2 separate regions of the Homo sapiens genome follow, and region 1 is linked to region 2. A link is an interaction called in ENCODE POLR2A ChIA-PET data of the cell type or tissue named here. Cell type or tissue: Panc1. All regions are shown on one strand. Links, peaks and the distances in the headings refer to the core of each region. The heading gives the core; the rest is flanking DNA.

Region 1 (5,385 bases), core at 293-5,292, 110 kb before region 2:
ATAATACCTCACACCTGTTAGAATGACAATTATAAAAAAAGTGCTGATGGGGATGTGGAGAAAAAGAAATTCTTGCATACTGTTAGTGGGAATATACATTATTACAGTCATCATGGAAAACAGTACGCAGGTCACTAACAAAAATTAAAAATAGACCGGGCACAGTGGCTTGCACCTGTAATCCAAGCACTTTGGGAGGCCGAGGCAGGTGGATCACTTGAGATCAGGAGTTCAAGATCAGCCTGGCCAACATGATGAAACCCTGTCTCTCCTAAAAATACAAAAGTTAGCCAGGTGTGGTGGCTTGCATCTGCAATCCCAGCTACTCAGGAGGCTGTGGCAGGAGAATCGTCTGAACCCGGGAGGCAGAGGCTGCAGTGAGCCGAGATTGTCCCACTGCATTGCAACCTGGGCGAGAGTGAGACTCTGTCTCAGAAAACAAACAAACAAATTAAAAATAGAACTACCATATGATCCAACAATCCCACTTCTCAGTACATATCCAGAGGTACTGAAATCAGTATGTCAAAGAGATATCTGTACTGCCATGTCCACTGCTGCATTATCCCAATAGCCAAGATATGGAATCTTCCTAAGAGTCCCTGAACATATGAATGAATAAAATGTAGTATAGATACATAATGAAACACTGTTCGGCCAGAAAAAAAGAAGGAAATCCTGTCATTGAAGATAAAATGGATAAACCTGGAGCACATTACATTGAGTGAAATAAGCCAGGCACAGAACGACAAATACCACGTCATCTCACTTACATGTGGAATCTAAAAAAAGTTGAACTCATAGAAGCAGAGAGAAGAAAGGTGGTTAGAGGTAGGGGCGGGGGAGGGGTTGGTCAAAAGACACAAAATTTTAGTTAGAGGGGATAAATAATTTCAAGAGATCTATTGTACAACATGGTGACTGCAGTTAATAACAATGTATCATATTCTTAAAAATTGCTAAGAGAGTAGATTTGGAGTGTTCTCACCACGCAAAAAAATTATAAGTATGTGTGGCAATGCATACGTTCATTAGCTCAATTTAGCCATCGCAGTGTACACACATTTGAAAACATTACATTGCACATGATAAATATATGCAACTTTCATGTGTCCATTAAAATCTGATTAATTTTCAATAAAAAATTTTAAAGTATGGTTATGTAAACTTACTAAATCAATGTTTCCAACAGGACACTATCAGCGAATGGAACAAAAGAGGGCAGACTTCAGAAACATGCGACACAGAATGCTTAGGACAGGATCATTTTTAAAAAGCCAAAGACCAGTGACAATGAAGACAAGGCAGTGGCATTTGGAGGCTGAAAGCAATTCAATTTATTTAACTTTGAAGAACAAAAGCTTATTCTTCTCAGGAGAAACCAAAACACATTTTCTGCAGAAAAAAGACCATTTTAACCGCATTGCCAAAATAAATCAGGCAGAGGGCAAGAGGGCAAGTTAGATGTAGCCACAAACAAGAACTCAGACCAACAAAGCAGGGTTAGACGAATGGGGAGGCCATGCCCAACATCAGATTTGGGGTTTTAAAGGGAGAAGGAACCAGAAGGGAGAGAGAGAAATCCTGCCACAGTCTTGATAACATTCTATTTAGAATATAAGTTTAGTTTCTGGTAACAAACACCTTAAACAAAAGAAATAAAAAAAGAAACCTAACCAATAAGTGGATATGCATTTGTATTTGAATATTTGAGTCTGTTCTACAATAAAACAAAACATTGCAGTAAAATTGTTTGGCTAAAAATCCAAATTTGAGCAAAAACCTCTTTCAGGAAAAAATACAACTCTAAAGACTGTATCAGATTGTAGAAGAGACACATAGCACTCCTCTCCTGCTTCACTAGCTGCATTCCAGTGCAGATCTTCTGGCTTCGTCTAGAACCAGAGAGTCTGGCCCAGAAGTAAAATTTTCAGAATTTTTCTAGTTGGAAAATCAAGTCATGTTAAATGTCCCAAACATACTTTTTTTGGGGGGATGAGATTTGAAAAGAAAAAAAACTGCAAGAAAAATTTTAATGAATACATAATTTTTAAAACACCAATGAATATTCCCTTCCTTCCTTTTTCAGGGCCTATACTTCATTGGGGTAATCAGATAGGGCCACCCAGCAGGTCTCAATCTGAGCAGGCTCTACTCATGGGACCTGCTCGTCTTGGACCCAGTTGAATGAAGTCTGTGACACCTGAAGCAAGGCTGCCCAGGTTCAAGTCTAACTCTATCACATTCTTGCTGGTATCTCTAAACAAGTTGTTTAAACTCTCTGTGCTTAAGACCTTCATCTGCAAAATGGGGTACTAGCACCTATAGACTGCCGTGGCGAGGATTACAGAAATTAGCTAATACACGGAATGTGCCTTTCAAAGCATGCCCAAGTACAGAATACCCAAAAAACTGTAGGTATTATAATTAATTTACTCCATGGATCATGGACATCCATGATACTATTCTACTTTTGAGTTTAAAATTTTTCATAACGAAGAATTAATTTTTAATTTGAAAATCAATTACAACAAGTTGGAGGCTCGGAAAACACGTCACCCTTTGAAGGCCACTCGTGCTCATTGTGATTTGAGCAGCACAACACAATATGACTACCTTCTACTGAGAACCAACTACATTCCAGACTTTCTCTTGGCTCTTGGATTAAAACAATGAATTTAATACCTTATTTCACGTTCAAGGAAACCAGGGGTAGGGCAGTTAAGTACAATGTCCAAATTGTGAAGCTCAGATTTGCACCCATGTCTTCTGATCAAATCCAATCCTCGTTTATATAATCCTGTTGAATAACAGTGTGCTGTGCAGAGAATATCTCATTGTAAATCAGTTAAATGTGGTCAGGACTTCAGATGCTTGGACCAAATTTCTATAATCAGAATCAGACAGATTCGGGCCAAAAAAACCAGCTGAGCAATCCTAATTCCTTCTAACCTTCCCAGATCTAGAGTACCGCTCTCTGGGCAGTGGTGGCCAAAATCAGCCATGGCACTAGTTAGCCAAGCTCTAATCAGAGGTGAGTCTGACAAGAGGATCATCTTGCAGTTCCTAATCGAGGGCAAGCCAGGTCTTCTGGTGCAATCGGCTCCATCTCTCAACTCACTGCCCAGTTGATGACTCATACTCAGCCTGTCCTTATGACCCATACTTTCTTTGCAGCTAAGCTGGCTGGGCCTTCCTCACCTAAGACTTGAATAGCCAGATGCTTCTCTTCCCAGATAGCCAAGTCCTTCACTGACCTTAATCAGAATGCTCCTCTTTCCAGCTATATGACCTTCAACATGTAACTCACCTTTCCCATTCATCAGTTTCCTCATCTGTAAAACTATGATCATAGTACTAACCCCATTTGGAGAGGTTTATAATGATGACATGTGAGAAACACATCAGTACCATGCCTAGAAGACTAGAATATTGAATTAACGTTAGCTGCTGTTATTACCCATCTTCATCATCCTCTTCTTAAATTCCTCTTGACTCCCTTCCCTAAGGTCACCAGTAACTGGCTGAGAAGCCAATGGTAGACTTTTCTGTACTGTTTCTCTCTTTAAGAAGGCTCCTATTCTGCTCCTAAACTCAGGAAGAGACGCCAGATCTCCCCACAGGCAAAACCGCGAGGGCTAACTAACACTAGAAAATGATCAGAGTCCCTATGTCTCAGAAAATTTAGGTGCACAGAGTTGTTCCAGATTGCTTCCAGAGCACCTTCAACCCTCTGAGCCCGGCAGATTATCAGAGAAGCTTCACCCAAAAGCCACATCTCTCCTCCACTCAGCCACACCGACCAAAAATGAATGAATCACATGGTAATAATCAGTAGCATGGACGGAGCATTTCCCACGTGCCAGGCCCTGCCTTCACACGTGCAACTTCATGGAAATCTCACTCCCGCCCCTGAGGCAAAGAGCACCACTTCCAATTTCCAGTGAGGCATAGAAAGCTCAAGTATCTTGCCCAGGTCCCAGGGTTAGTGAGTGGCACACTGGAGCTTGAACCTGGCAGTCTGACTCCAGGGTTCATGTCAGTTTTGCTGTGTCCCTGCCTGACCTCTCCCCCATTGCCCGCCCTCCCTTCCCTATGTAAGTGTAAACTCTTCTGCCTTCATGTTCAGGCTCTGATGGTTCCATGGAGCACTTAGGGCATGATCCCTCCCAAATCGTCACCGTTGCTCTTTTACAAGGGATAAGAAACATGGAAAGGATAAATACCACTCAAGCCGGAACAGAAATAAAGGAGTTAAGATGAAAGTTAAGCCACTATCAATTTATCACAGGGTTCTGGTGCGTGTGTGTGTGGTTTTTTTTTTTTTTTTTTTTTTTTTTGAGACCGAGTCTCGCTCTGTCGCCCAGGCTGGAGTGCAGTGGCGTGATCTCGGCTCACTGCAAGCTCCGCCTCCCGGGTTCACGCCATTCTCCTGCCTCAGCCTCCTGAGTAGCTGGGACTACAGGTGCCCACCACTACGCCCGGCTACTTTTTTGTATTTTTTAGTAGAGACAGGGTTTCACCATGTTAGCCAGGATTGTCTCGATCTCCTGACCTCATGATCCGCCTGCCTCGGCCTCCCAAAGTGCTGGGATTACATGGGATTACAGGCGTGAGCCACCGTGCCCAGCTGCGTGTTGTTTTTTTTTTAAGCAGTGTCTTGCAAAATTAAAATTGCCAAATCAAGAAATAAATCACTGTGGCTTTTCAATTGCCTCAAAATATTTGGTGGGAAGAGAAATATTCGTATTGAGGTTTCAGAACTGTGACACAAAGAAAACTGGTTTCCAACAGAATAAAAGGAAAAAGCATTGGTTTGTTTGCTCCAGACTTTTTCAAGTCACAGTTTACCTAAAAATGGTGACAAGATTACAAGTCATTTGGCCTGCATGGTTGTTTAAAAAAAAAAAAGTAAGCTGCCAATATCGAAAATCAGTGATTTTACATTTTAGAAGTCTGGATTTTGTCTTTTTTTGCGTAAGAAGATGCAGCAACACTAGGTGCTTTCTGCCTCGTGGTAATGCAAGCCCTATATGGTGGGTGATGTGAATTCTAGTTTGCCACAATCCCCACCATGCCACATTGCCTCACAAGTAATCCTCTATCCTCATTATCACACAGGCCAAGCCCCTGGAGGCACTAAGTTTGTGACTTCTTTACAAGAAGCTCTAGGCAGACAAGTAATCATGTTCAGTCCCCCTCAGTCTTCCTGGGTCAAGGAAAGCTCTCCCACTTCCCTGTCAAATACCATTCCTATGCTGCCACAGCACCTGGGAGGCTCCAAGTACCTTCTCCTCACCCTGCACCACTCTGCCCCCAATGTCACCAAAACCACGGCTCACCTGCTACTCTGTGCCACTGCGTTCTCTCTTCACAGGTGTTGCC
Region 2 (5,385 bases), core at 250-5,249:
AACTTTCCACAGGCGTGAAATATCTGTTTATCACCTACTTCATTGGTCGTGTTACTTTAATATCATAACGATTTATAGAAACAGTGTCATTCCAAGTTTCTAACTTCTATTTTTGCCCTTTCCTATGTTTCTGTCATTAAAAGACAATGTTGCTTCCCTTCCTTGCATCGAGTATTACTTTTATTGAAAATGTGAAGATATCAGACAACAACAAAATCTGGATTTATACCTTTTAAAAGTTGGGAAACTGGTTTTTTATCTTGCAGAAATACCAAAAGTTCATTTTACAGTTTAAACATCCTCAACAGAATTTTCCCCTCAGTAACAATCACATCTCAGTATGCATTCAGGGTTGTTTGTGATCAGCCTTTATATTATAAAACAATAAAGAAAATCCCTTTGAATTTAACACATTAGCCTCTACATCATTCACAATATTTCTTACCTCACTAAGCATACTGTTTAGTCCAGCTGACACATTTTCTTCATGCAAGACTTTCTTGATGAAGGAAATAGAGTGTGCTCTTAATTAGAGCAACTACTGCAAAATGGTGTCCTGTCATTGTCATCAGGACATTCTTGTATACAAAATTTAAACCAAAAGCCACACCTGTTAACATTGATTACGTGCTTGGATTCCATTCTAAAAGTTTCTGCTTGCTTCCTCTTGATTTCTGTCCCAGCAGATAGGTAACAGATAGTTCACAGATCAGCACTGTGCAGACAACGATGTGAGCAGCTCCCCTCCAAGCAGTTAACCGAACTCAGATAATCTGCAAGGGAAAGTGTGCGTTAACAAGTTAATTTCAATGATTGCCACCACTCCCTGCAGTTAATGAAATCTGAAGTGACAACATGGAACAGCATTTGGCACAGTGTGCCACACAGAAATACACCGAGAATTTGCTGGTCTCTGAAAATGTTTCTTTGTGCTGTAGTTATTGATAAGGTCTTGGCTTGTTAGATCATCTAGCTGTTGTATAAATAACATAATAGTAGATTCTAAACTATGATGCAGCAGGCAAGAAACTGTCTTTAAAATGACAACATGACTCTTTCTTACCAAGTAATGGCGTCTGCAGTATTCTCCAGAATTAATGTATTTTTGAAAAATAAAGTAGCTTCTCAACTATCAGCTGTTATGTATCTACTTTCCTGCTTTCCCTTACTCGCTTAGTTTTAGCCACGTTGGCTCCCTTTTTATTTCTTTTGTTTGTATGTCTTTTATATTAAGAGATGGGGTCTTGCTATGTTGTCCAGGCTGACCTCAAACTTCTGAACTCAAGCCATCCTCCCACCTCAGCCTCCCAAGTTGCTGGGACTATAGGCATACGCCACCATGTGCCGCCTCCCCGTTCCATTTCTCGAGCTCTTCAGGCTCACTGGCATCCGAGGTCTATGCACTTGCTGTTCTCTCCATCTGGAACTCTCTGCCTCCAATTCTCGAAGAAGTTGCTTCCTTCTCATCCTCAGACTCCATTTAAATGTCCTTCAAGGAGGGACTTTATTCAACATCCAGTTCAAAGGAGTCACTCAGTCCCTCTCAAATCTTTCTTTAAGTCTCCGCAAAGCATTTCTCATTATGTGTGTTTTCAGTGTTCATCTTCATCCACTAGAGTGCGGCTACATCGAAAAGTGGCTTGGTTTTCTTGTCCACTGCTATATTCCCCCATACCTAGGATAGGTCCTGTCCCAGGGTTGGTATTTGATAGTTACTGAGTGAAGGAAAGGCTGAAGGTCACAACATGAGTCCAGGGTTCATTCCTTATGCACAAGTTGGGCTCCTACACTCAGTGCCGTGGGAGACACAGATGTGTGACATGGTCCCTACTCACTGGTTGACAGTCTATATTGCAGGAATGATACATATACATATGACTATGGATCAAATCAAATCATTGTAAGGTTGGAGCCACAAGAGAGTTATAAATTATTCTCATGGTTCAGAGAAGAAAGAAGTAACTTTAGGCTTAATAGAGAGGGTGATGTTGTGATATTTACACGGGCTGTGGTTGATGAGCACATTTTGGATGAGGGAATATTTTTAAGGGCAAGGCAAGAATGCCAATACATCCCTAACATTTGCCTACAAATCCTATGGGGAGCCCAGCTCAGGGTCTCACATAACGCAGGAACTTAGATGTCTGTAGAATAAAGCAGCAACCTGAACTCTCAGTTTCAATTTGTCTGAGACTGTTTTAGAACTATGTATATGTGCATCAGAACTATATGAAGATAAATAATGAAAATACAGTTGCTCAGCTAATTTCTGAGCAGTCATTCCTGGCCATGACTAATGTAAATAGTGTGTGGAATGTGGAGTTTCAGTCACTCAGACAGCCTGTGCCCAAAGGCCAGCCCTATTACCTACCAGCAGGTGTCCTTGGGCAATTTATATCATTTTTCTAAAGCCTATTTCCTTTGTTATAAAATGGGAATAATACCTTCTTTAAAGTATTTTAAATACTTTAAAATAAGGATTAAAAGAGTTAATTCAAATAAAATATCTGGCAAAAACTAAGCTCTCAACTAAAACAAATACATAGATATACTCTCAATTTGGGCATTCGTAGCATTTCTGATTGTTTTTTTTTTTTTCTTTTATCTTTCTTTTTTTTTCTGTGAGACAGGGTCTCACTCTGTCTCCCATGCTGGAGTGCAGTGATGCAATCATGACTCACTGCACCCTCAACCTCCCAGGCTCAAGTGATCCTCCTGCCTCAGCCTCCCAAGTAGCTGAGACTACAGGTGCACACCACCACACCCAGCTATTTTTTTTTTGTAGAGATGGTGTCTCACTCTGTTGCCCAGGTTGATCTCGAAGTCCTGGGCTCAAGCAATTCTCTCACTTCAGCCTCTGAAAATGTTGGGATTATAGGTGTAAGCCAGAGTACCTGGCCTATGATTGTTCTTCAAAGTCTAATAACATCCAAATAGACATGAACTTATTAATACTAGATAAAATGTCAGCTATACAAAAATGTTTGTCCAAGTGTTTTAAATAATAAAGGGTTTATTTAACAAATATTTATTGAGTATCTATTATGTGCCAGGCACTATTCTAGGAACTGGGGATAGAGCTGTGAATGAAAAAGACAAAAATTCCTGCCTTTGTGGATATAGTGGGTGAAGTAGATAATAAAAATATAAATCTGTAAAACATATAGTAGATGAGATGATGGTATGTGTTAAGGAGAAAAGTAAAGCAGTAGAGTGGTGGGGAGGTGAAGGAAGGGAGGGCAAAAGGTATGTAGATATCCAGGGAAAAGCATCCCAGGAAAATGCATTGGATAAAAAGCCCTGAGATGAGATTATTCCGGGCTTGCCCCTGGAGCTGCAAGAAGACCAGTGTGGCTGACTTGGAATGAGCCAGGAAATGGGATGGGTGATGGAGATTGGAGGATGGGGGTGGTGCCCCAGAGGCCAGGCAGAGTTAGGGTTTAAGAAGCAGAGAGTAACAATCATCAAGTGCTGATGACAGGTTATGTTAGGATAGGACTGGGAATTGCCCATCAGATTTGGCCACAAGTGGAAGTCACTGCTGCCTAGACAGGAGCAGATTTGATGGCATGGTGGGATGAAGCCTGATTTCAGTGGGTTTAAGAGTCAGCAGCTGGACATCTTCAATACTAAACTTGCTTTAAAGGAAAGGAGAGTTGCCAAGCATGGTGGCTTGTGCCTGGAATCCCAGCTACTGAGTAGGCTGAAGCAGCAGGATTGCTTGAGCACAAAAGTTCAAGACCTGCCTAGGCCACATGGCAAGACCTTTCTCTAACATAATTAAAAATTAGCTAGGAATGGTATCACATGCCTGTGGTTCCAGCTACTTGGGAGACTGAGGAAGGAGGATTGCTTGAGCCCAGGAATTTGAGGCTTCAGTGAGCCGTGATCATGTCACTGAACTCCAGCCTGGGCAATAGAGTGAGACCCCATCTCTAAAGATAAAATTTAATTTAATTTAATTTAATTTAACAAAAAACAAAGAGAAGGAGAAAAATAGGTTAGTACCTGAAGAGGGAGTGGGGTCAAAAAAGATTGGGTTCTTTTTCATATTTAAGATGAGAAATAATAGTATGTTTATATAGCAGGGGCTCAATGGATTTGGGGAGAACTTTTGCCAATCCAGGAGAGAAAAAGAATTCCTAGAACAAAGTTCTTAAGTAGAAGAGAAGGGATGGGGAATAGCAGACAAGTGACAGGTTGGCCTTGGTGAGAAACACAGGTGTTCCTTGCTGCAACAGGAGAGCAGGTGGAGTGAATGGGCAGGGACAGGTGTGCTGACACACAGCAAGTTCTCTTCGGGTGGCTTCTAATTTCTTAGTGATTTAGAAAGCCAGTTCCAGAGATTGAGCCTAGAGTGAGGAGCTGTTGGAAGAGACAGCAGGTACAAATAGTCATCTGGAGGGGCAGAGGCACACTAACGGGTTCCGTTACAGTCAATTGTCATCATTTACAGTGAGACCAATCAACAGGGTGATATGTGTTTCCCTTCCCTGTTCAGCTGCACTAAAGGGTACTTATAAGAAAGAGGTGTCGGGCCAGGCATAGTGTCTTATGCCTGTAATCCTGGCACTTCAGGAGGCCATGGCGGGTGGATCACCTGAGGTCAGGAGTTGAAGACCAGCCTGACCAACATTGTGAAACCCCGTCTCTGCTAAAAATACAAAAAATTAGCCAAGTGTGGTGGTGGGCACCTGTAAATCCCAGCTACTCTGGAGGCTGAGGCAGGAGAATCACTTGGACCCAGGAGGCAGAGGTTGCAGTAAACTGAGATGGCGCCATTGAAAAAAGAGTAGATACTTGAATTTGATGTAAAAAAGAAATGACAAGGTTCTCAAGAAAAACAATTGGTTTTGAGAGAGATGCTTTCTAATATTAATGGGCTATCATAATCAGCAAGAACTGGAGGTGAAAGATGAGATATTCATAGTTTGGATGTTTTATTAAAAATTCAGTGGGAGAAACTTTCCTCTGATTAAGTAACAAATGTTAATTATTCATATCACCTGCTAATAGAAAAATTTTAATTAAAGTTTTAGATGTATGAACTCCACTTAAATAATTTAAATACTTTCATTAATCACTAACATATGTTTGATGGATTTCTTTTTTCAAAATAATACACATGCAAACCTCACCCAGAAATTGAGAAGTACTTTTCCTACATCATTTGATGTGTAAAATAACCCCATATGGGAGGTAGCTAAATCAGAAATTATCTTACGTTGACAGAAATAAATACAAAATCCTTTAGCAACCAAGTTACCAGTAGAGGGTCACAGGGCTATTTAGTCTCAGGTCTGGAATTTGAAACTGATTCAAAAGAGTCATCTCTCAGTCTCCTATAGAAGCAGCTATTGTGAGGGAAATGAACATTAGAATACA

The links. Peaks named below come from ENCODE experiments on the same cell type or tissue, not always from the same donor. Only the 100,000 strongest peaks of a DNase experiment are listed, where the experiment ranks them.
Region 1: POLR2A ChIA-PET joins it to region 2 with 6 read pairs; 3 of 35 experiments call an interaction of 5 or more read pairs at or near these places.

Annotation. Positions count from the first base shown.
Region 1 is chr4:37,626,043-37,631,427 of GRCh38, forward strand. RELL1 (RELT like 1) reads right to left here. Exons shown (of 7, transcript NM_001085400.2): 6 at 5,343-5,385. The coding sequence ends at 5,346. Among named protein-coding and RNA genes, the nearest start is that of RELL1, 58 kb to the right of the region's middle. In Panc1, for the core only: no CTCF peak of the experiment used is centred there; a DNase peak (open chromatin) is centred at 3,161.
Region 2 is chr4:37,740,027-37,745,411 of GRCh38, forward strand. No RefSeq gene overlaps it. Among named protein-coding and RNA genes, the nearest start is that of RELL1, 56 kb to the left of the region's middle. In Panc1, for the core only: no CTCF peak of the experiment used is centred there; no DNase peak of the experiment used is centred there.